3 separate regions of the Homo sapiens genome follow, and regions 1 and 2 are each linked to region 3. Evidence: chromatin loops called from intact Hi-C (ENCODE). Cell type or tissue: mammary epithelial cell. All regions are shown on one strand. Links, peaks and the distances in the headings refer to the core of each region. The heading gives the core; the rest is flanking DNA.

Region 1 (9,914 bases), core at 2,630-5,129, 200 kb before region 3:
TTTTGTGTAAGTATAGACACATCAGGGCTCTTTGTTAAGGATAAGAAACAATCGCTTCCACTTCAGGCTCTAATGTTATCATAGCCAACTGCCAGAGCCGCTCTGTAATTACGTCTCCTGAGTGGAAAGCTCTCAAAATGCCACTTGGTCTAAGAGTTTGAAGCTGGGCTTGCCTCTCCACTTTGGCCAAGATGACTAAAGCATCACATATTTTTAAAGCAACTTTTAAGAAATGAGGTATAGTGAGTGATGACTAGCCAGCTTCTCGCTGCTCACACTGTAGCATTTTACACACATTTTCCCAGGGAGCCCCCAGGAACTTGGTGTCCAGGGATATTTTCCCCATGTTGGGGTGAAGGGGCTCACACAATGTCACCTGCACACGGGCCTCACAGTTCCAGATCTGGGCTTGTCCACTCTCCCAGCTGCCTGCCTGGGAGGAAGGCAGGTAAAGTTAAGGGCAGTGCCAAGGTTTAGGAAATATTGTCTGCCTTTGGACCAAATGTAATTTCAATTTAAAGTAACCTAGAAAATGTTTTGCAAAAAATGTGTTTTCAGAAAGCAGAATTACACTCAGTATCCCTTCTTTTTTTGGTTTCTCAACCACATCTTTCATTAGAGAGATTTAGGACAGCTAAGTAGAAATTAAATTTTCCATATGTAAACAGACATGGAGACAGCTGGCTTTCACTGGGCAATAGTTCCCGGCTGGGAATCTCCAATGAACAACTTCGATTCTTGTATTTTTAAACAGGTTGGCTTTCCTCCCAAATGCAAATATAATGTTCTACGTAGAAATTTATATGTTACTGAGAAGCATCAAGAAGCAAATGAAAATTCCCGGAAGCTCACCACCCAGAGACGGTCACTCTCAGGGTTTCACACAGCCTCTCTGCCAGGAGCTTTCATTTCCTTGGGTCTTGTCTATTGTTAGGTCACATGTTGAGTAGGATTTGTCTTGGAGCCTGAACGCTGACAAAGGTGCACCACCCTTGGACCCCATCCAAAGCCACACAGGAATGACTACTCTGGTCCCACCCACTTCCTGCCCTAGCTAGTGTGGTATTTTTGTGGCTTTCCCCTGTCTTGTCAGAAGAATGAGAGTAACTCAACATGGGCACTTTGTCCAATCCTTGGGTCTCAAGGGTTCTGGGAAGGATCCAAGAGCTGTGGTTCTCGGTTCCCAAAAGCAGGCAGGTGATTGGAGAAGCAGCCGGGCTCTGAGTCCTGTGCCCGTGTGGCCCAAGTGACTGGCTGTGACCCTAATAAGTGAGCAGAAGGGCAGGGGCCGGGGTCACCTTGCACAGGAAGTGGCAGCCATGAGGGTCTCTGCAGGCCAGAGCTGCTCCTTCCTCAGGGGCCATCTCCCAAGGATTCTTGTGTCCTAGGAGCCGCTCAGCAAATGGTTGTTGACTGACTGAGTGACCGCACTTTGGCCTCTCTGAACCTCAGTGTCCTGGTCATTGAATGGGACTCTTACTTCCAAGCTCTTTACTCCCCTGAGCCCTGGCCTCCTGGTTCCCCTTTGTCCTGCACCTTGGGCTGTGTCCTAGAGACCAGCCACCTCAGCTGCATCTTGCTAGGCTCTGAGTATCGTGGCCTTGACATTTCCTCCACCTCTCTGAACCACAGCTTTGTCTTCTGGAAAAGGAGAAATTAGAGGATGCTTGGAGCATCGTTGCCTGCATTCATGGAACTCACGGTCTGCCTGGAGAGTGATGGCGATATGGTGTCTATGTGTCCGAGAGCCAGCTGCACCCAGAGGGAAGCTCTAAAGCTGGTGTGGTCAGGTGGCCAAGGAGCAGAGGGAACAGACGTGAGAGGCAAGGCCCGTGAGGGTAGGGAGAGGTGCTCCCAATCATTGTAGAGGCCAGGAATGAGGCTGGGAGGCTGCAAGGGCCAGGTTCCAGCCGGGCCAACTCTGAGATGACGCTGAGGATTCCAGCTTTACTGTGAGTCACTTGTAGGCTCACTGCTTCTCTTAAGAGGCAAGGGATGGCCAGGCACGGTGGCTCACACCTGTAATCCCAGCACTTTGGGAGGCTGAGGTGGGCGGATCACCTGAGGTCAGGAGTTCGAGACCAGCCTGACCAACATGGAGAAACCCCATCTCTACTAAAAAAATACAAAATTAGCCAGGCATGGTGGTGCATGCCTGTAATCCCAGCTACCCGGGAGGCTGAGGCAGCCTGGGCAAAGAGAGCAAAACTCCCTCTCAAAAATAAAAATAAAAATAAATAGAGCCAAGGGATGCCACTAGCTAGTTGTTTAATTAAACTTTTTATTTTGAAATGACTGTATAGACACATAAGAGATAATGCAGAGATACTGTGGGCCTTTACCCGGGATTTCCCAGTGGTAACAGCTTGCAAAACGATATAGGACCATATCATAGCTCGGACCTTGACACTGGTACAGTCAAGACACAGAGCAGCACCAGCACAGGGAGCCTCCTGTGGCCCTTTGATGTCCACCTGCTCCCTGCCTGCCCCTGACAGCAGCCAATCTGTTCTCTGTTTCTACAATTTTGTCATTTTGAGAATGTTATATAAACGGAGTCATATAGCATGTAATCTTTTGAAATTATCTTTCTTCCACCAGCATAATCCCTTGGGATTCCTCTAAGGGAATTCATGCAGGGGAATCATCACACATCTAGGCTGCTGTGTGTGTCAATAGTGTTTCCTTGTTATTGCTGAGTGCTGTTGTGTGGCATGGATGTACCACAGTTAATGTGTAAATGACAACATAGTTTTCATTTCCATGTCTGCATGTTCATTGCCAGTATATACAAATTAAAGTGATTTTTGTGACTTGATTTTGTATCCCTGACCTTGCTAAATTCACATACTAGTTCTGGGAGTTTTGTTTGTTTGTTTGTTTGTTTGTTTTCGCTTCTTGGCATTTTCTTTGTAGACAGTCATGTCATTTGCAAACATGGACAATTTTATTTCTTCCTTTCTGCTCAGCATGCATTTTCGTTTCTGTTCTTGTTTTATTGCACTGGCTAGAACCTTCTCCACTGTGTTGAATAAGAGTGGTGACAGCAGGCATCCTTGCCTTGTTCTCACTTTGGGGGACTATTATGGGCCTGACTATGTCCCTGCAAAATACATGTTGAAGCCCTAATCCCCAGTACCTCCGAATGTAACTGTGTTGGAGACAGGGCCTTTAAAGAGGTAACAAAGTTAAAATGAGGTGCTGAGAGTGGGTGCTGATCTGTCATGACTGGTGTCCAAAAAGAAGAGCTGAGGACTCACAGAGGGACAACCACGTGAGGACACAAGGATATGATGGCTGCCTACAAGCCAGGGAGAGAGGCCTCAGGAGAAACCAACCCTGCCAACACCTTGATCTCAGAGTTCCAGCCTCCTGGAATGTGAGAAAGTAAATTTTTGACTTTTCAGCCACCTAGCCAGTGGGACTTTGTTATAATAACCAGGATAAACTAAGACACTGCCTTCCAGAGTACCACAGGGCACCTCTGTTCTGACTTCAGAAACTAGTTCTGCCTGTCTTTGAACTTCATCTAACAGTCTTTTGTGTCTGGCTTTGAGATCCATCCATATAATTGCTTTCTTTCTTTTTTTTTTTTTTTTTGAAGACAGAGCCTTGCTCTGTCTCCCAGTCTGGAGTGCAGTGGTGCAATGATAGCTCACTGCAACCTTGACCTCCGGGGCTCAAGCAGTCTCCTGCCTCAGCCTCTGAGTAGTTGGGACTACAGGCACATGCCACCATACCCAGCTCTACATCATTGTTATATCAGTGGCTTACTCCTTTTTATTGCTGGATCCTGTTCCATCCATATTATGGCTGCACCACACTTTGCTTATTACGCATTCTCCAGTTGTCAGACACTTGAAATTGTTTCCAGCTTTGAGTTATGAATACAGCTGTTCTGCACATTTGTGTACAGGTCTTTGTGTGGACAGATGTTTTCTTTCCTCTTGGGTAGATACCTAGAAGTGCAATTGCTGGGTCATAGAGAAGGTGTATATTTAACTTTGTGAGAAAATGCCAAACAGTTTTCCAAAGTGGTTGTACAATTTTCTGCTTCCACCAGCATGAGAGTTTCACACTGAGAGTTACGTTTGCTCCACATCCTTGCCAGCAGGTGGCATTGTCAGTCTTTTTCACTGTAGCGGTTCAGATGGGGCTGTAATCATTCCTCAGTGTGGTTTTTAGTTTCCCTGATGGCAGGCAGTGTTGCCCACCAGCTCATATACTTATTGTCTATTTAGGTAACTTAAGTCAAGTATATGTTCCAGTTTTTTTTTCTCATTTTAAAAATGGAATCGTTTGTCTTTTTTTTTCATTGATTTGTAGGAATCTTTTTGTATTCTGGACACAAATCTTTTATCAGATATATGTATTGCAAATGTTTTCTCCCAATCTGTGATTTGTCTTTGAAATTTTCTTTTCTTTTTTTTTTTTTTTTTTTGAGACAGAGTCTCGCTCTGTTGCCCAGGCTGGAGTGCAGCAGTAGCATGATCTCTGCTCACTGCAGCCTCCACTTCCCAGGTTCAAGTGATTCTCCTGCCTCAGCCTCCAGAGTAGTTGGGAGTACAGGCGTGCACCACTATGCCCAGCTAATTTTTGTATTTTTGTAGAGATGAAGTTTCACTATGTAGGCCAGCCTGGTCTTGAACTCCCGACCTCAGGTGATCTGCCCACCTCAGCCTCCCAAAGTAGTGGGAATACAGGCCACTGCACCCGGCCGCCTTTGAAATTTTTAAAAAATATTTAATTTTTTTTTTTTTTGAGACAGGGTCTCATTCTGCCACCCAGGCTGGAGTGCAGTGGCATGATCTCGGCTCACTGCAACCTCCACCTCCCAGGTTCAAGTGATTCTCCTGTCTCAGTCTCCCGAGTAGCTGGGATTACAGGTGCGCACCACCATGCCCAGGTAATTTTTGTATTTTTAGTAGAGACAGGGTTTCTCTATATTGGCCAGGCTGGTCTCCAACTCCTGACTTCAGGTGACCCACCCTCCTTGGCCTTCCAAAGTGCTGAGATTACAGGCATGAGCCACCTTGCCCGGCCTTAAAGACTTAATTTTTTTATAGCAGTTTTACATTCACAGGAAAATTGAGAGAAAAGTACAGAGATTTCCCATATATTCCCTGACCCCACATATTCAGAGACACTCTCTTTATCAACATCCTCCCCAGAGGAGACATTTGTTACAATTGATGAACCTGCACTGACACATCATTATCACTTGGAGTCTATATGTGGCTGGCCTTTTCACGTTCCTAATGGTGCCTTTTGATAAGCAGAAGTTTTCTATGTTGATGAAACATATTTTCAGGTTGAAGAAGTTGTTTATAAAGTTTTTTTTGTGTGTGGCTTAGTGCCTTTTATACTCTAAGAAATCATTACCAACCACAAATTCATGAATATTTTCACCTATGTGTTTTTAGAAGCTTTACAGTTTTAGCATTCACAATTAAGGTTTGGATTCATTTCTAGCTATTTTCTGTGTATAGTGTGAGTAAGCAGTCAAGGTTTGTATTTTGGTACGGCTATCTAAATGTTCCATTACTATTTGTTGAAAGGACGTATCTTTCCCTATTGATATGTACTGGCACCTTCATTGAAAATCAATTGAACAAATGAATGAAAATCTATTAGTTCATTGATTTCCATTGATTTATCCTTATGTCAATACCACATTGTCTTGCTTTTGAAATTTATTTTATTTTATTATTTATTTAGTTTTGAAATGGAGTCTCGCTCTGTCGCCCAGGCTGGAGTGCAGTGGCATGATCTTGGCTCACTGCAACCTCCACCTCCCAGGTTCAAGCAATTCTCCTGCCTTAGCCTCTCCAGTAGCTGGGACTACAGGTGCCTGCCGCCATGCCTGGCTAATTTTTTGTATTTTTAGTGGAGACGGGGTTTCACCGTGCTGCCCAGGCTGGTCGTGAACTCCTGACCTCAGGCAATCCGCCCACCTTGGCCTCCCAAAGTGCTGGGATTATATGCGTGAACCACTGCGCCCAGTCAAAATTTATTGTATTATAGTAATTATTTTATTAATGAAAATAATTACTATAATAAAATTATTTTAGTTAATAAAATATAATTACTATAGTAAGTCTTGAAATAGGGTAATTGGTTGAACTAGTTCTCTGTTGTTGGACCTTCAGCACATCTCTGACATTGGGCAAGGCTCGGTGGGTGGCTCATGCCTGTAAATCCCAGCACTTTGCAGGGCTGAGGTAGAAGGATCGCTTGAGCCTGGGAGTTCAAGGTCAGCCTGGGAAACATAGCCAGAGTCCGTCTCTGCAAATAATAAAAACTTAGCCAGGCATAGTGCCACACACCTGTGGTCCCAGATACTCAGGAGGCTGAGATGGGAGGATCCCTCGAGCACAGGAGGTCGAGGCTACAGTGAGTCATGATCGGTCCAGTGCATTTCAGCCTGGGCAACAGAGGGAAACTCAGTCTCAAAAAAAAAAAAAAAAAAAAAATCAGCCCTAATAAGACTGTATAAAATGTCCTTGCTCATTTGTGTGGGTGTTTTGGAAGGTCGATGGCTGAAGCGAGTGTCCCTTATGTCTGCATGTCCCATGTCCTTGTGTCCCCATGCCCCCATGTTTCCAAGACCACACGTCCCCACGTCCCCTGTACCCCCATGCCCTCATTTCTCTATGTCCATGTGGCTCCACATTCCTCATGTCTGCGTGTTCTCATTCCTCATGTCCCCATAACCTCCACATCTCCATATTCTTCATGTCCCCGTATCCCTCACGTCCCCGAGTCCCTGTGTTCCCATGTCTCCATATCCCCATGTCTCCATGTCCTCATGCCCCATATCTCCATATTCTTCATGTTTCCATGTCCTCTTTCCCCATTTTCTCATGTCATGTCCCTGTGTCTTCATGTCTTCATGTCCCTATGTCTTCAGGTTCCCATGTCCACTTATCCTCACATCCCCATGTCTCCATGACCTCCACTTCCCATGCTCTCATGTCCCAAAATGCCCATATCCTCATGTCCTCTACGTCCTGTTGTCATGTCTGCATGTCTGCATGTCTCCATATCCCTCGTGTCCCCAAGTCCCCCATCCCCATGTCCTCATTCCCCCATGAGGACCCCTCCTATCCCCACGTCCTCATGTCACCCATAAACCAGCCCAGAGCAGAGTTTGCCTTATGCTGTGTGCTTGGTAAATATGAGCTGCCTTCCTCCTTAAACCTTCCATTCAAAGGCTGCAGAATAACCATGGGTAAGATGGCTTCCCTGAAAAAATGCACCCCAGGTGTCACTACTAGACGTCAGATGGACACTTTCCCCCACAGCGGATAAACTGGTAGCAACCCTGGGAAGGAATGGGGTGTAACAGCCAGGGCCAGCTGGGTGCCGTAACAGTCCCAGGCTTAGTCATAGTGCAGTGCTGGCAATGGGAGAGTTGTGGGGGCTCTGTTCCTTGTAGTCAGATGGGGAGCACTCACCCACCAGGACAGAGGCCCAGGGAGAGCACTCATCCACCAGGGAAGAGCCCCTAGGCCAGCTGAGAGAAATTAGGCCAGGGGCTGCTGAACAGGGTAGAGCCCCTGGGCTTCCCTCCTGGTAAGTGGGTGTTCCCCCTTGGCCTCTCTCCCAGTGGGTGATCCCCCCGGGCCTCTCTCCTGGTGGGTGGGCCCTCCACCCAGGCCTCTCTCCTGGTGATTGGGTGCTCCCCCTGGGGCTCTCTCCTGGTGAGTGGGTGCTCTTCCAGGCCTCTCTCCTAGTGGGGTGCTCCCCCTGGGCCTCTCTCCTGGTGGGCGGGCACTCCCCCTGGCTGACAGTTCTCTGCCCATAGGCTCTCTCCATCCTGGCCTCTGTGGTCCCACACAGGCCCCTCTGGGTCCTGGACTTCAGAGCTCCTCTCCCTGGCCATGGCCAGCTTTCCTGGAAGACAGGACTGGGGGTCCCTGGGACAAAGCAGGAGTCCTGGGGAAACCCCCTTTCTCATCAGAGGCACCCACCCCTCATGAAGTGAGCCACCTGGGGGAGGATGAGCAGCACCCTTGAGGGACAGGCTAAGGGACACTGGAGGCACAGGGCCTTCTCTGCAGAGCCTCTGACTCCACAAAGTTATTCAAGGGCTTTGAGATTGAATAGCACCAATGGATTGTCACTGTGGTCCCCAGGAGCCCTCCATGGTCACCAGGAGTCCTCCGGGGTAGAGGACTCATTTGAGCCATTGGAACATGAGTGAAATAATTGGTCAGAGAAATTGGAATATGTGTTGATACTTCCTGGTGGTTGCTTCTCCACTGTGGGCTGATCCCACCATTCCCCAACTTCAGGTCACCCTTGCCCTTTTTCATGATGAAAATACTACATCACTTTAAAACAATAGGAAACACTTAACTCTTTAGTTTTGATGGGTCAGTATTGGGGTGTGGCTTGGCTATGGCTTGGGGACCTCTCATGAGGCTACAGATGGTGGCTGGGGCTGCAGTGTCATCTGAAGGCCTGACTGAAACTGAGGATCATTTTCAAGGTGACTCATTCACACATCACAAGTTGTTGCTGGCTGTTGGCCTGGGGCCTTAGTTCCTCTCCGCATGGGCCTCTCTGCAGGGCTGCTTGAGCATCCTCATAACATGGCAGCCAGCTCCCCCACAGTGAGTGATTCAGCAAGGAAAGGCAAAAGCTGCAGTGTTATGTATGGCCTGGCCTTGGAAGTCACCTTCATCATTTCTGTAATGTCCTATTGTACAGTAGTGTCCACAGGTCAGCTCTATTCACAGTGGGAGAGGCAGATAACCAGCATTTGATGATCACTGGGCCATTGGGGGGCAGGCTGCCAAAAACATGTTTCTTTTTGAATGATGTCACTCCCAGGTGGAGGCACCACTTCCTCCCACTCACCCCAACCAGGGACGACAGGACACTTGGCCTCAGTTCTACTTTCAAGCCACAAACCCCTCCCCATCCTCTTTTTGTTCCTTACCTACCACAACCCCTCACCTTTCAGGTCACCACAGCCAGCCTGCTGCTGTGCTGCCAGAATTTATCATGACCCTCTTAGGACGACAGTTGTGTATTCCTAGTGTACCTGGGTTTGTGTCCCTGGTCCTAATGGGACCCCACTGCTGGCCTTCTGGCACAGGGGACCTCTGTAGAGGAGAAGGCTGAACCAGGTGGTGGTGGCAGGCACTGCTGTCCTTCCTGGCCTGGGCTGGAAGCATCTGGATGGTCCAGGGCTGCCTCCTCAGGGGGCAGGAGCCAAGACTCCAGGGCCCCGGCATTGACAGCACAGCAACGGTGATTCAGATGTTGGTGGCTGGGATCCCTTGAGTACCTACCATAGGCAAAGCCCTCATTTCTCACAAAAACTCCACCACATGCATCCCACATTTTCTCCATTTCATGGAGGAAGAATGGAGTCTTCAAGAAGTTCATCAGTGTCCGGGCATGGTGGCTCATGCCTGTAATCCCAGCACTTTAGGAGGCCGAGGCAGACAGATCACCTGAGGTCAGGAGTTGAGACCAGCCTGGCTAACATGGTGAAACCCAGTCTCTATTAAAAATACAAAAAATTAGCTGGGCATTGTGGTGGGCACCTATAATCCCAGCTACTTGGAAGGATGAGGCAGGAGAATCTTTGAAACCAGAAGGTGGAGGTTGAAGTGAGCTGACTTTGCGCCACTGCACTCCAGCCTGGGCAACAGAGTGAGGCTCCGTCTCAAAAAAAAAAAAAAAAAGAAAAGAAAAGATTAAGTTCAGCAATATGGCTGAGGCCACAGCACCCATGCGTCCGAGCTCAGGTGACACTGTCCACCCCATCCTTGTCACGGCTGGGTGTAGCTCTGCATCCTCACACAGGCAGGGAACTTAGGGACAAACTCCACATCACCTCAGCCTTTAGCTTTTGGGAGGGAGGGGCACACCACTGTGTCCTGAGCCTCAGTTTCCCT
Region 2 (9,914 bases), core at 2,876-5,375, 160 kb before region 3:
GGTTGTTTTCTGGATGTCTTATAGGTTTTTTGTGTCCCTCCTTTACTCTCTTACTATCTTTCTTTGTGTTTAATTGATTTTTTTTTGTAGTGATATGCTTTTATTTCTTTCTCATTTCCTTTTTTATCTATAGATATTTTATTTGTGGTTACCATTGCAATTACATAAAACATTTTAAAGTTATAGCATTCTATTTTAAACTAATAACAACTTCAATCACATGCAAAAACTCTACTCTTTTACAATTCCACCTCCCTCTCCCTGCTCTGATTGATGTCATGAATTCATCTTTATTTATTCATATAGATTTAAATGTTTAAATGTTTTTGTGATTTGAATTCTATGCACCAAAAGGATAATAGTACAAATTATTGTATTTATCCATGTGTTCACCTTCACTGAAGAACTTTATATTATCCTGTGGTTTTGTGTTGCTTTTTACTATCCTTTTGTTTTAACATAAAGTACTCCTTAATCTTTTTTATTTTAGAGCACATTTAATGGCAAAGAACTCCCTCAGTTTTTGTTTAACTGGAAAAGTGTTTATTTCTCCATTTTTGAATAACAGTTTTATCAAATACAATATTCTTTGTTGACAGTTTTTTTTTCTTTCAGCACTTTGAATGTATCCTCCCTCTGCCTTCTGGTCTGCAAAGTTACCACTGACAGATCCTCTCATAATCTTATGGAAGACCCCTTACATGAGACAAATTATTTTTCTCTCGCTGCTTTCAAGATTTTCTTTGTATTTGACTTTAGACAGTTATATAATTATAATATGTCTTGGTATGGTTCTCTGTTGATTTACCCCAGTTGGAGGTCTTTGAGATTCTTGAATTTTTAAGTCCATTGCTTTCCTCAAATTTGGGAAATGTTCAGCCATTATTTCTGTAAATAAACTCTTTGCCCCTTTCTCTCTCTTCTCTTTTGGAACTTACAAGTGCATATATTGATCTACTTGATAGTGGCCCATACATCCCTTAGGCTCTCCTTGCTCTTCTTTCTTTTTTTTTTCTTATCTGACTCTATGATTTCAAATGACCTCTCTTCAGGTTTGCCCAGTTTTTCTTCTGCCTGATCAAGTCTGCTGTCAAACCCCTCTTAAAAATTTGTCGGTTCAATTAAAGTGTATTTCAGCTCCAGAATGTCTGGTTTGTCCTTTTTAATAGTTTCTATCTCTTTGTTGATATTCTCACTTTGTTCATGCATCATTTCCTGATTTTTTTTTAAAGTCATCTATCTGTTCTCTTTTATCTCATTGAGCATCTTTATGACAACTATTTCGATGTTTTTTCTCAAGCAGCTCATAGATCTGTGTTTCCTTAAGATCAGTTTTGAAGTTTTTTATTTTGTTCCTTTGATTGGGCTACATTTTTCTGTTTCTTTGTAGCTAATTTTGTTTCATCTAGAAGGTCAGAAGCAAAAAATGCTTGCTAAGTCTGATTAAAAGAGCCCCAGTACCTTCAAGGCCTGTCTACTGTGGTACTGGAGTGATTATTTCTATCTTATCTTCTTTACAGCTTGGTCTGGAGAGCTGCCTTAGACTCTCCAATGAATCTATTCAAATAGCTGCCTCTGTTACCTTGACTTGTCTCAGATTCCGTTGACCCAAGATGGGTCCTGGCACTAGGAATATAAGACTGCTTCCATTATTTTGACTTGCTCCAGGTTAGGGAGAAGATTATGCAAGGCTCCTACTGACTGTGTTTTATTTCTAGCTTTGATGTCTGGGCACTGATTTCCCTAGGTTTAACTACTTGCTCCATGTTAAGGCCATGCTGTGGAAATCTGTCTGTGTGACTGTCATGCAGGCCTGTCTATGTGATTGTCAGGGAGAATTGGCCTGCCACAATAGGGCCTTCAGGAGGTGATTAAGTAATGAAGTCAGAGCCATCATGAATAGCATTAGGGCCTTTATAAAAGAGAAAGTTCATGGGTTTGCTCTCTGCTCTTCCACCATGTGAAGACACAGCCTTCATCTCCCTTTTTCTCTTCTACTGCTTCCACTATGTGAGGGGATAGTGTTCAGGCCACCATCTTGGAAGCAGAGATCAACCCTCAGAAGTGTGAGAAATAAACTTCTTTTGTTTAGAAATTACCCAGTCTCAGGCATTTTCAGTGAAAACTTCCATAGTGATGATTTCCAGCTTTAATTAGCTCATACTCTGTGCCCTGTCCTGCATGAAGTGTTTCATATGTGTTGTTCCACTCCATCCTCATAACATCCCTGTGATGTAGGTACTAGGTGGTGACGCTGCTGCTTTGCATTTGGGGTCACTGAAACTTACAGAGGTTTGTTAGCCTGCCCAATGTCAAAAACAGGAGGAGGCCAGGCACGGTGGCTCACACCTGTAATCCCAGCATTTTGGGAGGCTGAGGCGGGCAGATAGGTTGAGTCCAGGAGTTCAAGACCAGCCTGGGCAACATGGCAAAACCTCATCTCTACAAAACGAAAATAGAAAAAAACTAGCTGGACATGGTGGTACGCATGTAGAGCAGGTAAAATGGACTAAGACAAGCTTGCCAAACATCACCAATTTCCCTACACCTTTTACTGAAATCTTTTCTTGGCTTTATAATGGCTTGGGTGCTGTAGCTTCTCGGCTGGTCTCTGGAATTCTCACACAGGTGCTCTGGCCCATATATTGTTGTTAACCTTATGTCTCTGAGCAGAAGGAGGGCCGAGAGCTGTTTAGTCCATCATCTTGCTGACATCACTGTGCAATATATTTTGACGTGGTCGCTGCAACTGCTCTGTAGTCAAAGGCCCATCTATGAGAACTGAGCACCACATCGCCATCACAGTGGCCCCTCCTGCCCCTTCTCTTGCCCCAGTGGCCTCCTGCCACCCCTGTGGCCCCTGGTTCTCCTGCACACAGTGGCAGCCCGTTAGGTGCCGATTCCCCAAGGCTCATCTTCCCCAGGTGAGCTGCATCTCTTCTCTCCGCAGCACTCTGGCCCCCAGAAGCTTCTCCACATTGCCCAGGAGCTCCTGCACACCGAGGAGACCTATGTGAAGCGGCTGCACCTGCTGGACCAGGTAGCCCACATGGCTTGGGGGCAGTTTCAGTATCTCTTAGCATTGGCTGGGCATTATAGGTGCAGTGTGAATGACTTAAATACTAAAACTCAGACAAATTTAAGTCTGGTCTACAAACTTTTTTTTTTTTTTGAGACAAAGTCTCACTCTGTCACCCAAGCTGGAGTGCAGTGGCGCGATCTTGGCTCACTGCAACCTCCGCCTCTCCAGTTCAAGCAATTCTCCTGTCTCAGCCTCCCGAGTAGCTGGGACTACAGGCACATGCCACCACGCCCAGCTAATTTTTGTATTTATAGTAGAGACGGGGTTTCACCATATTTGTCAGGCTGGTCTTGAACTCCTGACCTCAGGTGATCCACCAGCCTCGGCCTCCCAAAGTCCTGGGATTACAGGCGTGAGCCACCACGCCCGTCCTAGAAACTTATTTTTTGTTTTCAGTGCTTGTAGCTCTGAGGAGAAGGCTTTGCCAAGTCACCTGTGGGACATTTCTTCTTGGCAGCTGCATGATCTGAGCATGTAAATGGCTTCTGGATGTTTTTCTGCATAAGTACTTGGGACAGGGTTTGCCACTCATCTCTATCCACATGACAACGTGGGGTTTATGAGCACAGGAAATAAAGCACCCATGGAAGCTGGGGTTTTGACAGACAGTGCTGCTGCTGTTTTTATCTCACGAGAAAGAAAAGGAAGTCTGAACCTTCCATTTCGCATGAGAGGTGGCTGAGGAAAGATGTCATTCCCTGTCCTCAGGCGACTGTCCCTGCCTCACCCACATTCGTAAGTCATAAGTGAGCTTGCATTAAGACCATGAGGTTGTCTGAACCAGTTGGATGAAAAGGGAGGACAATAATTCTGAAATTCATTAAGAAAACACAAGGTGGCAGCAGCGGCCCCTCCCGAGCGCCCTCACCTGTGGCCGAAGCGGGGCGGCAACTGTGCTCAGTGGAAGAGGCTCACTGGCCACACGTGGGCTTCTCTATGCTCAGGTTTTCTGCACCAGGCTGACGGATGCGGGGATCCCTCCAGAAGTCATCATGGGCATATTCTCTAACATCTCCTCCATCCACCGCTTCCACGGGCAGTTCCTGCTGCCGGAGCTGAAGACGCGGATCACGGAGGAGTGGTGAGTACCATCTGCGCATGCCCATGGGGCCCCTCAAGTGTTCTCTAGACCAGGGTTCATGTGCCTGAGAGCGAGGCAAGTGCTGGGGGACTGTCTCATGGTGGCTGGGCGCCTCCCTTCTCTGCACGGTCCTGGGTCCGATCCAGACTCCACCCCTTCCTGGTTGGTGACCTTGACCAGCCACTTACGGTCTCCAAGGCTTAGTTCCTGAGAAAGCAGATGATGCGGAATGAAGGGCTTTTAACGCCCCACTTGGGGCTCTGAAACTAAAATGAGGTTTGACATCTGGAAACACCACACAGTGGATAGTGCTAGTTGGTTTTCTTTTCCCTCCTAGCTTATACTCCACCTTTGTTTTAAAAATGCTGTTTTTCCCTCTCAACAGTGGACCTCAGATCCTCCTCCTGCTGTCCCTGTGGCCTGTCCCTCTGTCCCACTGCTGCTTCTGTTCATTAGCAGAGGGACAGCTCAGTGCAAGTCACAATTCATGAAACATCCCAGGCTGGCCCCCAGACTCATCAGTTCCCCACGTTGCGTGTTGCGTTTCCCCTCATTCTGGGTGCCGCTGCTGTTTGACTTAGGGTCTCTACTGCCTGTGCCCTTCGCAGGCCCGGCTTCCCTCTGCATCAGGAGCCTGGCCCTTCTGTGTCCCACCAGCCCGTTCTCCAAGCTGCAACCCAGGAGACCACAGAGGCTTGACTGGAATGGGAGGCCAGGGGGAGTCCCTTCACCTGTTGCTCAGGGAGGGGCTATGTCAATTTATAAATCTGTACAAGGACATGGTCCAGCTGCCGAACAGGTTTACATTGTGTCCCCGAGGCAGTCAGGACTGGATGCAGCCTTCTGGCTGACAAAAATCCATGCTTGGTAGAGACAGGTTTTCTCCTGCAAGGCCCTGGAGACTGCTAACTCATGAGTGCATGTGTGACCTCCTCTGCAACTTTTATAACAGCACAGGGGTCCAATGACTTAGCCACCCTGCCCTTTGGACATTTTTTTTTTTTAAACAGAGTCTCACTCTGTTGCCCAGGCTGGAGTGCAGTGGCGTGATCTCAGCTCACTGCAAGCTCTGCCTCCTGGGTTCACACCATTCCCCTGCCTCAGCCTCCCAAGTAGCTGGGACTGCAGGCGCCCGCCACCACACCCGGCTAATTATTTGTATTTTTTTTTAAGTAGAGACGGGGTTTCACCGTGTTGGCCAGGATGGTCTCGATCTCCTGACCTTGTGATCTGCCCATCTCAGCCTCCCAAGTGCTGGATTACAGGCATGAGCCACCACACCCAGCCTGGACCTTTAAATTAAATGTATAAGTGCAGTTCACAGTCATGCCTTAGTGATGGCTTTGTGCCTGTGGCTTTTTTCTTTCTTTTTGAAACAGTCCTAAGGTCAAAGACGATTAGTATATTTTTCTGTTTCTTGAAAATTATTTGCAAATCTCTGTCCAAAGCAGCTTTTTTCATTATCAGTACTACAAAGAGCTACTTTCCCCAGGACTTCACCAGCATTGGATAGAACCATTGTTTCTAATCTTTGCCCATTTAAAAGGAGCATAATGGTATTTTGTTGGTTCTCTTTGATAACTGTGGTTCATCATTCAAGCGATTCTGCTACTACTGCTATCTCCTGTGTCTGGGTCACTGGTTCTAAGCTTGCAGCTTGGACTTTTAACTGTTTTACAGGCATCTTTCATTTAATTGCCCAGTTACTATTTTCTACTCTACATGACATAGGGGAGGAAGCTAAGGCTCAGAGAGGGTGACCAATTTGCTCACCATCACACAGAGCTGGCCTCCACCCCACACCCCCCTGGTGGAGTTCATGTCCACTAACCTCAGAGTCCCCATTGCACCCAGCTATTTCTCTGATGATTCATTTCTCCACGAAGGGACACAAACCCACGGCTCGGGGACATCCTGCAGAAGCTGGCCCCATTCCTGAAGATGTACGGCGAGTATGTCAAGAACTTTGACCGAGCCGTAGGGCTGGTGAGCACGTGGACCCAGCGCTCCCCACTGTTTAAAGACGTCGTCCACAGCATCCAGGTAAGGCCGGCAGTGGGAGTGTGGACACAGATGTTCTCAAGATGCACAGAGCCTGGTGTTTTATTTTTTAAAAACATATGTATATATGTATATTTTACTCCAAAAAGTAACATGACATTACTAAAATTTTGGAACATAGAGAAAATTAGGAAAATTATGGGATGTGCCCAGATGTTCTGTTGATGCTTTGAGCCTTACAATAACTCCCAGAGATGAATCAGCATTCCCATCGGAAAATCGTGGCTCAAGAGGCTGTGCAAGCTACAGCATCACGAGCTATTATCTGATGGAACCTGAATTCAAAGGACAGTCTCTGATTGCACAGTGTCCCTCGATATCTAGTGCAGGCATTTTTGTTTAAATGTTACATTGCTTTTTTGTTTTTCGCTTTCTGCTAAGAGCCTCCTCACAGCCCTGGCTTCTCTTGTCTCCTATAGGGCTGGTCTCTTTCTTCTTGATTCACAAGGCTTTTATATGCTAAGAACATCAACTTCTTTCTGTCATGCATGTCACAGATTATTTTCCCCCATTGATCTTTTATTTTTTTATTTTATTTTTTTTTTTGAGACAGAGTCTCACTCTGTTGCCCAGGCTGGAGTGTAGTGGCACGATCTCGGCTCACTGCAACCTCTGCCTCCAGGGTTTACACCATTCTCCTGCCTCAGCCTCCCGAGTAGCTGGGAATACAGGCGCCCACCACCACGCCCAGCTAATTTTTTTGTATTTTTAGGAGAGATGGGGTTTCACTGTGTTAGCCAGGATGGTCTCGATCTCCTGACCTCATGATCCGCCCTCCTTGGCCTCTCAAAGTGCTGGGATTACAGGCGTGAGCCACCGCGCCCCGCCTGATCTTTTAACTTTATGGTGGTGTTTGCCATACAGAATTTTTTATTTTTTATTTTTATTCATTTATTTTTTAATTTTTTTTGAAACAGAGTCTCACTCTGTAGCCCAGGCTGGAGTGCAGTGGCGCGATCTCAGTTCACTGTAAGCTCCGCCTCCCAGGTTCACGCCATTCTCCTGCCTCAGCCTCCTGAGTAGCTGGGACTACAGGCGCCCGCCACCACGCCCGGCTAATTTTTTATATTTTTTAGTAGAGACGGGGTTTCACCATGTTAGCCAGGATGTCTCGATTTCCTGACCTTGTGATCCACCCACCTCGGCCTCCCAAAGTGCTAGGATTACAGGCGTGAGCCACCGCGCCTGGCCCAGAATTTTTTATTTTTAAGTAACTCCATTCACCACTTCTTAAAATGTAAAGCTTATTTTCAAATGCATTTCCCACTACCCAAGACTATATAACCCCATCTCTACTAAAAATACAAAAATTAGCTGGGCGTGACATGCCTATAGTCCCAGTTACTCTGAAGGCTGATTCAGGAGAATTGCTTGAACCGAGAGGCAGAGGTTGCAGTGAGCTGAGATCGCGCCTGCCATGTCCTGGATGACATCTGCCTGGGGACACTCGAGGCAGACACAGCCCCGGTTGCAGGCTAGCCACTGGTCTGTGCATCCCCTCATCCTAGGCAGATTGGGCACAGGGCCAGGCAGGCTGTGGGGAGGGCTCTCCGCCTGGACTCAGTACCATCCAGCCATTCCCTGAAGGTGACTTTGCCCCCCGGGGATCCCAGGCCATATCTTCACACATTGGGTGCACCCAGCATCTGGTGGGTGGGGTCTGGGGATGCTGCAAAACACGTTGCAGCAGACAGCATGGCCCACCGCAGAGAATTCTCCAACCCGAAGGTCCATAGTGCCCAGGCTGAGAAGACCTGGTGTGGAAAAAACAGGATCGCATGACAGTCAAGTTGCCCATGGCCTTTTGCAGGTTTCCTTCCTTTAATCAAAGGATATTTTAAACGTTAAACTTTTATTTTGAAATAACTTTAAACCTTTACAGGAAAGTTGCAAAAATGACATTGTTATGCATTATTAACATTTTGTCTGGCTTACTTTATTATTCCCTCTAAACTCATACAGATGATGATGACTTTTGAGCGTTTTGAAACTAAGTTGCAGACACCGTAACCCTTTATCACTAAACATGTGAACAAGGATATTCTCTTGCGTACTCCCAGCACAGTGATCAAAATCGGGGATTTTACACTGATGTCCTGGTGCTATCTACTCCGCAGCCCACACTCAGATGTCACCGATTGTCCCAATAACATTCTTGTTTTCTGATCCATAACCCAACCCAGGGCCACACATTGCGCTCATTATTGTATTTGTCCTCTTGGGTCTGGAACAGGCCTCTGTCCTTGTCTTTTTGAGGGGTGCAGCCTAGTTACTTGTAGACTGCCTGCTTGGGTTTTTCTGCTGTTTGTCCACAGTTTGATTGAGGCTGTGCCTTTTCCTGGAGTGAGGCTGTGCTCTTCTCCCTGCGTCCTGCCCGGTGACGCAGTCTCTGCATCCCATTCCTGGGGATATTCACTTGATAAAGGGCGTGTCTGTCAGGACTCTTCAGGTGAAGTTGGGTTTTTTCCCCTATTAAGTTTCTTGGCCGCTTGTGGTAGCTCACGCCTCTAATCCCAGCACTTTGGGAGGCCCAGGTGGGCGGATCACCTGAGGTCAGAAGTGCGAGACCAGTCTGGGCAACATAGTGAAACCCTATCTCTACTAAAAATACAAAAATTAGCTGGGTGTGGTGGCACACTCATACCTGTAATCCCAGCTACTTGGGAGGCTGAGACAGAATTGCTTGAGCCGGGGAGGCGGAGGCTGTAGTGAGCCAAGATCACTCCACTACACTCCAGGCTGGGCAACAGAGCAAGACTCCATCAAAAAAAAAAAAAAAGTTTTGGCCAGGCGCGATGGCTCACGCTTGTAATCCTAGCACTTTGGGAGACCGAGGTAGGCAGATCACAAGGTCAGGAGTTCGAGACCAGCCTGACCAATATAGTGAAACCCCATCTCTACTAAAAATACAAAAATTAGCCAGGTGTGGTGGTGTGCACCTGTAATCCCAGTTACTTAGGAGGCTGAGGCAGGAGAATTGCTTGAACCTGGGAGGCGGAGGTTGCAGTGAGCCGAGATCGCGCCATTGCACTCCAGCCCAGGCAACAGAGCGAGACTCCGTCTCAAAAAAAAAAAAGTTTCTTGTAGGGAGATACTTGGAGATTATGTGAATATCTTGACAGAAACAGTTGTTTTTATGAAGATTGTCGACTTGGGTTTCTCTCACCCTGTTGTATCCCAGGCATTTTTGAGCTCATCTGAGCTGGAAGCCGTTCTGTTCTGGGCCCTGAGCCAGGTGAGGGTGGTTGAGGCCCTTGAGTTGCTGGCAGGTGGGTGGGGAAGCTGGTGGACAGGACGACAAAGTCAGCAGGCCCTCACAGGCTGCCCAGTGGGCATCATCAGGGGAGGCAGAGGCAAAGTGGCCTGGGCAGGAGGACCCGATTGGGGAGCACAGAGGCGACAGGTGGGCAGCATTCAGCACACGTGTCTGGGGTTCAGATGCCAGATGGAGACATGGCAGCAAGGAGGTGCTGCAGGGTGCGAGGGGAGGCACAGGGAGCCGGTGAGCAGAGCTGGGTACACGTGGAGCGCGAGGGTCTCAGCACCTGATTGGAATACTGGTGCGTTTATATCGAGAGCGATCTGCAGAAGGACTCCCCGAGCTGCTTCTAGGCATAAGGACAAGCCCTGGCCCGATACCCAGTGGGGATGGTTGGGCGAAGCTCTGCCTGATTTCTCAGCAGAGGGGTC
Region 3 (9,914 bases), core at 4,872-7,371:
AAGATTGCATCTCTAAAAAATAATAATAAAATCCAGGTTATTCATTTTTTAGCATTGACTTTTAAAAGGAGTTCTTTATATATTATGGATATGTGGTTTTTTTTTTTTTTTGAGATGGAGTCTCACTCTGTCACCCAGGCTGGAGTGCGGTGATCCGATCTCGGCTCACTGTAACCTCTGTCTCCTGGGTTCAAGCGATTCTCCTGCCTCAGCCTCCTGAGTAGCTGGGACTACAGATGTGCACCACCACGCCCGGCTAATTTTTGTATTTTTAGTAGACACGGGTTTCACCATGTTGGCCAGGCTGGTCTCGAACTCCTGACTTCAGGTGATCCACCCCCCTCAGCCTCCCAAAGTGCTGGGATTACAGGCATGAGCCACCGTGCTGGGCCTGGATACATGTTCTTTTTCAGATATAGTTGTAAATATTTTTTCCAGTTCTATGTCTTGTCTATTATTTTCTTAATAGTGTCTTTTGATAAGCAGAAGGTTTAAATTTTTGAAGCCCACCTGGCCAAATTTTACGGTTATTTCTTTTGGCATCCTGTCCAAGAGGTCTCTTTTTTCCCCTAGGGTCACTGCATCAGTTCACTACCTCTGAGCTCCAAGTCACCCTTCAGTTCCTGCTCTGGGATAACATTTCTCCCTCCCAGTGAGTGCAGTGCCAGCCTTTTGGCAATAGAGGGCGCTGGGGGCACTGTAGGAGGAGGAAGGGGCTCTTCTGTGGACTCCCACAGCTGCAGGGCAGGTCCATGGTGTGGGGTGCTGGCCATGTACTCCAAATGCGCGTCCCCTTTCGACCCTGGCTGGTGACTACCTTTCCATCCCCTCTTGATCTGGAATTCCACATGCTCCAGGCCTGCCTACACCCAGACTCGCTGCATACCTGGCCGGCGGGGCCCCAGTTCCACAGTGCCTGCACCCCACCAGCAGCGGCTGCAGACTAGCCCGGGCCAGGCAAACCCGTGGACTTAGCAGCAGACAAAAGCACATCTAGAGGGCCTCAAATACACCTTCTCTGTGGAGGCCTCACTCCTTCCACATGGGCCTTCCTGGTGCCTCGCTCGGCCCTCGAGCACCTGAGTTTTCTTACATCTTCTCAGTGTGTTTCCTATCCCTGATGACACAGCCACAGAGATACTCCTCTATGTCTTCCTCTGGAAGCTTTAGGTCTGTGATCAATGTGACATGATTTTTCTTTTGCCATCTTAACTATGTTTTTTTTTTTTTTTTTGAGACAGAGTCTCGCTCTGTCGCCCAGGCTGGAGTGCAATGATGTGATCTTGGCTCGCTGCAACCTCTGCCTCCCGGGTTAAAGCGATTCTCCTGTCTGAGTAGCTACTCCTCCTGAGTAGCTGGGTCTACAGGCACGTGCCACCACGCCGAGATAATTTTTGTATTTTTAGTAGAGATGGGGTTTCGCTATGTTGGCCAGGCTGGCCTTGAACTCCTGACCCCAGGTGATCCACCCGCCTTGGCCTCCCAAAGTGCTAGGATTACAGGCATGAGCCACCGCGCCTGGCCTTAACCATGTTAAGTGTATAGTTCAGTAGTGTAAATATATCCAGATTTATGAAACAGACCTCTAGAGCTTTTTCATTATCCCAAACTGAAACTCTGTCCCCATTCAATGCTGACTCCCCATTCCTCCCTCCCCCAGGCCCTAGCAGCCGCCATCCGACTCTCTGTTTCTATGAATGCAACTCCTCTGGGTATCACATATACGTGGAATCATGCAGTATGTGTCCTTTTGTGATCAAGTTATTTCATTTAGCATAGTGGCCTCAAGGTTCATCCGTGTGTAGCATGTGCCAGAATGTCCTTCTTGTTGAGACTGAATAACATTCCATCATATGGAGACACCACATTTTGTTTATCTGCTCATCTGTTGCTGGACACTTGTGTTGCTTCCGTATCCTGGCTCTGTGGATAATGCTGCTGTGAACCTGGGTGTGCAGATAGAAGAAAATGTGTCAGTGAATGCGGCAGGTAGCAATAAGGAGATGACTTCCCAGTGCCTGCTCAGTGCTAACACGGGGCAGTGAGGCTCCGGGAGGTGATGGGGGAAGGGTGTCAATGGAGCCATCCAAAGCCAGCACATGGTGTTTAGGATTTAGAAGACAAGCAAACAAGTGCAGCGTGGCCTGAGGCTGTGCTTTTTCTGCGCTGGTCATGCTGGGACCCAAGAGGCATTGGTACTGTGCTATCCGCCTCCCTGCCTCCCCTCCACACTTTCTCTCACACGCCCCTCCCCTCTTAGTTGACTATAAACCTATTTTCACAAGTGTTCAGTGTGAGAAGGGCTCTTGACTAAGTTAAGGCTCAGGCACTGGGCTCGGAAGCGGCTGAGCGCCCAACCCCGTGTGTGGGACCGCTGCCTGCGCAGAGGGGGCAGCCCAGTGTGGGGCCTCCGCAGAACGTCACTTCAGCCTCTTTGTTCACTGGCATCTGTGGAGCCTTTTCCATTCTGGGCTGCCATCCCTTTGGCACCCAGAGGGCTTTCCTGACACCCAAACAGCAGATGGTCAGGAAATGAAGACTCACACTAACATCAACCAGAGGAAAATCTAATTCAATTGGTAGAATCTGCAGTCAGGGAAGCATGTGGCTGGACACATGTCATCTTCTTAGGGCAATGCCCTCTGCCAGTGGGACAGTAAGTGCTAGAAACCGTGGGTGGTGTGGCCTTCGAAGGCCAATGACCTACAACCAACAGCTGGGCAGGCCGGGGCTGGTGGGAGTTTATGTCCTCCTCTGGGTCAGCTTCTCTCCTAGGCTCACGGGAGTCCCTAGGCTTCAGGCCTGGGTTCCCTTCTCCCTGCTGCAGGTACGGGGTTACTGGGGGATGCTCAGCTGGAGCACCTGCCGTGAGCCAGGCCCTGCGCCAGGGGCTCTATATGCTTTGTCACTCAGGGCTAAGTGTCGCTATGAGTGACACAAACGGCAAAGTACCAGTTGCTTAAACAAGACAGTCATTTCTTTACTACACAAATGATGTCTGGAGGCATGCTGTACATGGCTGCGGTGGCAGCTCCACATTCTCAGACACCCATTTCCTCCCAGCTTCCTGCCCTGGCTTTCTCCACGTGTAGCCTCCACCTCATGACCTAAGATAGCTGCTTGAGTTCCAGTCATCAAGCTTGCATCCCAGCCAGCAGGAAGGAGGAAGGGAGGAAGAAAGGTGCGCTCTGACCCTCCAAGACACTTCTCAGAGCTTTCTGGACACTTTCACTCATGTGTCGTGGCCAGAACTTCACCAAGTGGCCATACCTAGCTACAACGGAAGCTGGGAGATGTAGTTTCTACTCCAGGCAACCATGTTCTCAACTAAAGTTCAGGGTTTCTATGCCTAAGGAAGAAAAAGAGAATGAATAGCGGAGGACACTTAGCCATCTCAGCTACACACACCTAATTTCTATAAGTTCTAGTAATATTTAAACGTTTAAACCTTATTTATATATTTTTGTTATAGACTAATCACACAGTATGAAATTCAAAATGGTGTATGGTTAACCTTTCCTTCCCTCTCCTATCCCCAAGGTGCCCAGTGCTACCAAAGGCCATCTAGGCCAGCAGCCCTCAAAGAGGATCCCAGGACCACAGTGCCAGCATCCTTGGAAACGTGTTGGAAATGCAGATTCTCAGGCCCTGGCCTCTTCCACCCCACTGATTTAGAAGGTCTGAGGGTGAGGCCAGGAGTCTATATTTTAGCAAGCCTGCTGGGGGCTCTGATGCCTGCTGACCATCCCCGGGTTGTGCGAAATCAGGCTGATACATCTATCTGTAGGTCTCCCTGGCCCCCATCTGCACCACTCTCACATTTCAGTGAACAACTTTCAGCACTGTTAGTTTTCCCCTTTCTATTCGTTTATTTATTTATTTTTATTTTATTTTATTTTTTGAGATGGAGTTTCACTTTGCTGCCCAGGGTATAGTGCAGTGGCAGGATCTCAGCTCACTGCAATCTCCACCTCCTGGGTTCAACAGATTCTCGTGCCTCAGCCTCCTGAGTAGCTGGGACTACAGGCGCCCGCCACCACGCCTGGCTAATTTTGTATTTTTAGTACAGACTGGGTTTCACCATGTTGGTCAGGCTGGTCTCGAACTCCTGACCTCAGGTGATCCGCCCCCAGGTGATCCGCCCCCTCTTGGCCTCCCAAAGTGCTGGGATCACAGGTGTGAGCCACCATGCCCGGCCTTCCCCTTCCTATTTATTTATTTATTTATATTTTTTGAGACAGGGTCTCACTTTTTCCACCCAGGCTGGAGTGCAGTGGTGTGATCATGGCTTACTGCAGCCTCAACCTCCTGGGCTCAAGGGATCCTCCTACTTCAGCCTCCCAAGTAGCTGGGACTATAGGCACACATCACCACGCCTGGCTAATTTTTGTATGTTTAGTAGATACGGGGTTTCCCCATGTTGGCCAGGCTGGTCTCAAACTCCTGGCTCAAGTGATCCACCTGCCTCGGCCTCCCAAAGTGCTGGGATTACAAGCGTGAGCCACTGCAGCTGGCCCCCACTTCCTTTTTAAACAGCTTTAGTAAGATATAATTCACATACCATACAATGCACCCGTTTAAAGTGTATGATTCAGTACTTTCTAGTATATTCACAGAGTGGTACATCTATCACCACAATTTTAGAACATTTTCATCATTCCTATTTATTTATTTATTTTTTTCGAGACAGAGTTTTGCTCTGTCACCCAGGCTGGAGTTCAGTGGCGTGATCTTGGCTCACGGCAGCCTCTGACTCCCGGGTTCAAGCAATTCTTCTGCCTCAGCCTCCCGAGTAGCTGGGACTACAGGTGTGCACCACCATGCCTGGCTAATTTTTGTATTTGTAGTAGAGATGGGGTTTCACCATGTTGTCCAGGCTGCTCTCGAACTGCTGATCTCAGGTGATCTGCCCTCCTTGGCCTCCCAAAGTGCTGGGATTACAGGTGTGAGCCACCACACCTGGCCGCTTTCTATTTTTAAATTTTGAATACTGATGTTTAACTGTTTACATTTTCAAAAGGCCTCCCAGCCATGCCTGTCCCCACTGCCCCACCCAGGCAGCCATGGTTATTTATGTATTTAGGTCTTCTGTTTCCTTCCAGAATGTCTTTTTGTAGATGTGTGAAGCAAACACAAACATAGGCTGTCTATCCACACGGATGGACAAGGGTAGGGGCCTTCTCTCAGTCCCGCACTTTGCTTCTGTCTGTGACTCTTCTGTTTGGTAACAGAACCACTAGGCAGGCCCCTGGAGGGTCGGGGGGCATCTTGGGCAATAGGTTCTGCTTGCAGCAGGAGCAGGACCACGAAGCTTCCAGTCCTTACAGTCAGACGTCAGCATGGGGCTGTGGGCTCCAGGAGAGTGACATTCCTTCTCCCATACTCCCCCAACAGATCCCCGACTCTAAACTCCAGAACCTGGCTCCTGGCTCCTGGGGGTCCTGCCTGGACTTCCCTATGGCTATTTTATTTTATTTGAGATAGGTCTCACTCTGTGACCTCTGGGTCTCACTCTGTGACCCAGGCTAGAGTACAGTGGCGCCATCTCGGCTCACTGCAACCTCCACCTCCCGGGTTCAAGCGATTCTCCTGCTTCAGCTTCCCAAGCAGCTGGGATTAGAGGCATGCACTACTACACCTGGCTAATTTTTGTATTTTTAGTAGAGATGGGGTTTCACCCTGTTGCCCAGGCTAGTCTCGAACTCCTGACCTCAAGTGATCCACCCGTCTCAGCCTCCCAAAGTGCTGGGATTACAGGCGTGAGCGACCGCGCCGAACTTCCCCTATGGCTCTTATTTGCTGTCTGTCTCCCAAGACTGTGAGCTCGCCAGAACATGGTCTCTGTTTCTCTTTATTGCCACGTGCCTGGGCTCAGCAGGGGGTCTGTATGAGGCACATCCTCACAAATGTTTGTTGAATGAATGAGTGAGTCAGTCAGTCAGTCCCTGTTCTAGAGTTTAGTAACCCTAGAACTTTGAGCACTCACTACATTTCCCTGAGCCTTGGTTTTTTCTGTTGAATGGGGATGAGAATCTTGACCTCACAGGGTGGGGGTAGCATGAAATGAGGAATGGCTGTGGTCTAGTGCTGGACCTGGACCAGGGAAGGGGAAATGTTTTCCTTTCCTTCCCTTCCTGGGAAAATGACAGTAGCCTTGAGCACAGATGCTGGTCTGTCAAGTTTATCATTTCTAACTCCCATGTTCTCAGAGCCCCTCATTAAGCCAGTCAGCCTTGATAACCAGCCCGCGCGGACAGGGAGGGAGGGCAGCAGGCGCGTCCCAGGACTGGGACGACAGGGTTGGCGATGCCTACAGCCGCCAGCAGGGGCCGCAGCGCACCTGGGCTCTGAGAGCAGGCCTGGTGTGGGAGGGGAAAGGAGGTGACCAGGGGCCCAGAGGGGAGGGGCAGGGCCTCGGCCAGAGTGTGGCGGTCTGGCCAAAAGATTGATGGCACAAGCAGCCAAAGAAAAAAAAATAGATCAACTGGATTTCATCAAAATTAAAAACTTTTGAGAAGACAACCCACAGAATGGGAAAAAATATTTGCAAGGATCTTATATCTGATAGGTGACCAGTATCCAGAATATAAAGAACTCTTTTTTTTTTTTGAGACGGAGTTTCGCTCCTGTTGCCCAGGCTGGATTGCAGTGGCGCGATCTCGCCTCACTGCAACCTCTGTCTCCTGAGTTCAAGCGATTCTCCTGCCCCAGCCTCACGAGTAGCTGGGATTACAGGCGCCCGCCACCATGCCTGGCCAATTTTTTTCATATTTTTATTGGAGACGGGGTTTCACCATGTTGGCCAGGCTGGTCTCGAACTTCTGACCTCAGGTGATCCACCCGCCTCGGCCTCCCAGAGTGCTGGGATAACAGGCGTAAACCACTGTGTCCAGCCCATAAAGAACTCTTAAAACTCAACAACAGAAAGACAAACAACCCAACTCACAACTGGGCAAATAATCTGAATAGACATTTCTCCAAAGGAGAGATACAAATGGAGAACGAATATGAGGAAGCTGCTTGACATCATCAGTCACCTAAGAAAAGCATACCAAAGCCACAGCACAATACTGCCCACACCCTCCAGTATGCCGACATTAAAACCAACAGGCAGGCCGGGTGCGTTGGCTCATGCCTGTAATCCCAGCACTTTGGGAGGCCAAGGCGGGCAGATCACAAGGTCGGCAGATCACAAGGTCAGGAGTTCAATACCAACCTGGCCAATATGGTGAAACCCCGTCTCTATTAAGAATACAAAAATTAGCCGAGTGTGGTGGCAGGTGCCTGTAGTCCCAGCTACTCAGGAGGCTGAGGCGGGAGAATCGCTTGAACCTGGGAGGCGGAGGTTGCAGTGAGCTGAGATTGTGACACTGTACTGCAGCCTGGACAACAGAGCGAGACTCTGTCTAAAACAAAACAAAACAAAAAAACAGGCATAGGGCAGGTGACATCCTCCAGTGTGCCGGCATTAAAACCAAAACCAACAGGCAGAGGGCAAGTGTTGGCGAGGACCTGCAGAAGCTGGAACCTCACACATTGCTGGTGGGAATGTAAAATGGTGCTGCCACAGTGGAAAACCATTTTGGAGGTTTCTCAAAAGGTTAAACATAGAATGATCTTTTGACGGCTGGGCACGGTGGCTCACACCTATAATCTCAGCACTTTGGGAGGCCGAGGTAGGTGGATCACCTGAGGTCAGGAGTTCGAGACCAGCCTAGGCAACATGGTGAAACCCGTCTCTACTAAAAATACAAAAATTAGCCAGGTGTGGTGGTGGTGCACGCCTGTAATCCCAGCTACCCGGGAGGCTGAGGCAGGAGAATCGCTTGAACCCGGGAGGTGGAGGTTGCAGTGAGCCGAGATCATGCCACTGCACACTCCAGCCTGGGTGACAGAGTGAGATTCCATCTCAAAAAAAAAAAAAGAATTACCTTTTGACCCAGTAATTCCACTTAGACATGTACAAAAACACAGTAGATGAGTGTTTATTGCAGCACTGTTCGCAATCACCAAAAAGTGGAGACAACTGAAATGTCTACCAGCTGGTGAATGGATGAACAAAATGTGATTTATCCATTCAGTGGAATATTATTCAGCTACAAGAAGCAATGAAGTGCTGATGCAGGCTAAACACAGATGACTTGGAAGCAGCTCAGACGAAAGAAGCCAGACACTGAAGGCCACATACTGTATGATTCCATTTATATGAGATGTGCCAAATTGGCAAGTCTATAGACAGGCAGTAGATTAGTGGTTGCCAGGGGCTGGTGAGGGGATGATGGGAAGTGACTGCTAATGAGTACAGGGTTTTTAGAGGTGATGAAAATCTTATGGACTTAGTGGTGATGGTCGCACAACTTTGTGAGTATACTAAATCACACTGAATTATATACTTTAAAAGGATGAAACTTATGCTATGTGAATTATATCTCGGTAAACTGTGCTGTTCAGCTTGAGAATTTTGTAGCGGATGGTTGGGCATTTCCCTGCAATGCTGGCCTCTTGGCAACCTCCAGGATGTTGTTACGCATTTCTGCCCAATTTCCAGAACTTTTGACCTTTCTAATTCATGTTCTCATTCATTCACCCCATGATTCTTTCTCTGGGCTGGAATGTAATGGCCGATCTGGTGGTCGGCAGTGTGTCCAGCGAGGCAGAGCTGAGGGGCCGGGCGGTGCAGGCAGAGGCAGGGCTATTCACTGTCCCAGGGCAGTGACATGACAGATGTGAATGCAGTAAGGCACCTCTGGGCAGACACCTGTCAGGGACTTGGGAGGGGCTTCCTGCATCCACTGGAGGTTAGACCTGACCATCCTGACTTTTTGTGTCATGTACAACTTATGCACATTTTCAAAACAATTCCAAAGTTACAAACAATATCTCTGAGTAAATTAACATATTCAACAGAATGACAAATTAATGTTGTGTTACAAGTGGCCCTGCTGCAGAACCATCCAAAGCTGTGTCCCTTTCAGTGAGCTGCTGGCAGGCCTGAGGGCCATGAGGAGGGGCATGGGCAGGCCTGGGGGTTTCTGCTGATCCCTGCCTGGAGTTGGGCCTCTCGGGAGGTTGCCTGGTGACCTGTGAGATGGGGTTGTGACTGGCAGGAACCCAGGTATGAACTAAGTGCCAAGTCATTCCAGCAGCCTCCCCTCATGTGGCACAGTGAGGACAGGGACCTTGGGCAGTGGTAATATGCCAACCCGGTCCCAGCATCCCTCACTGTCCAGGGTTTAGGAAGGGTGGACTCAGGAGTTTGGGGTCTTGGGTGCATAGAACTACAGTAGCTGATACAGCCTGGGCCACCAGCTCCAAGCCCTGCAGATATCCACTCTGCCCCCTCAGTGGCCTTGTGGGACCAGCAGTGCCATGACACCATTTGTAGACAGGAAACTGAGGCCCAGGAGGTGAGGTTGTGGCAGTGCCCCCAGACTAGAGCATCTCTTCCTCAGGCAGGTGTGGCCTGGGGTGGCCTTGGGTAGGACTTGAATGGAGGCCATCAGGCCCCCGGGGTCACACTTCCAGTGGCCACAGCCCCAGCACTCGTCTTGGGCTCAGGGGTTGCCTTCAGAGCCTAGTGGAGGCCTTGCTCATTGAAATCCCATCATGATTCACCTCCAGCGGCTCAGGCTCTGCTGAGGACTGGGGAGGCGCCCAGGGTCAGCTGGACACAGTTCTCATGCTAAGACCTGCTGGCAAGGGAGATGGTGACACTTTAATTGAAGGGCGATGGGCCAGGCGTGGTGGCACACACCTGTAATCCCAGCACTTTGGGAGGCCGAGGCGGGCAGATCACGAGGTAAGGAGATCGAGACCATCCTGGCTAACATGGTGAAACCCCATCCCCACTAAAAATACAAAAAACTAGCTGGGCACAGTGGTGGGTGCCTGTAGTCCCAGCTACTTGGGAGGCA

What was found. Hi-C counts contacts between places; a loop is a spot of excess contacts. Peaks named below come from ENCODE experiments on the same cell type or tissue, not always from the same donor. Only the 100,000 strongest peaks of a DNase experiment are listed, where the experiment ranks them.
Region 1: a loop joins it to region 3, with 8 times the contacts of the local background. A loop is called at or near these places in 3 of 110 quality-filtered maps.
Region 2: it touches region 3 in a loop (8-fold over the local background); 3 of 110 quality-filtered maps call a loop at or near these places.

What each region holds. Positions count from the first base shown.
Region 1 is chr9:92,953,256-92,963,169 of GRCh38, forward strand. The region is part of intron 1 of FGD3 (FYVE, RhoGEF and PH domain containing 3); the gene reads left to right. Among named protein-coding and RNA genes, the nearest start is that of FGD3, 11 kb to the left of the region's middle. RefSeq lists an enhancer at 825-924. In mammary epithelial cell, for the core only: a CTCF peak has its summit at 4,115 (motif pointing right); no DNase peak of the experiment used is centred there.
Region 2 is chr9:92,999,975-93,009,888 of GRCh38, forward strand. It overlaps FGD3 (FYVE, RhoGEF and PH domain containing 3), which reads left to right. Exons shown (of 18, transcript NM_001083536.2): 4 at 2,951-3,040; 5 at 4,027-4,163; 6 at 6,050-6,206. LOC101927954 (a long non-coding RNA gene) reads right to left here. Exons shown (of 3, transcript NR_121565.1): 3 at 8,141-9,914. Among named protein-coding and RNA genes, the nearest start is that of SUSD3, 54 kb to the right of the region's middle. RefSeq lists a silencer at 3,793-4,087. In mammary epithelial cell, for the core only: a CTCF peak has its summit at 3,937 (motif pointing right); no DNase peak of the experiment used is centred there.
Region 3 is chr9:93,153,801-93,163,714 of GRCh38, forward strand. No RefSeq gene overlaps it. Among named protein-coding and RNA genes, the nearest start is that of NINJ1, 25 kb to the left of the region's middle. RefSeq lists enhancers at 3,014-3,063, 3,104-3,163 and a silencer at 6,313-6,442. In mammary epithelial cell, for the core only: a CTCF peak has its summit at 6,331 (motif pointing right); a DNase peak (open chromatin) is centred at 6,331.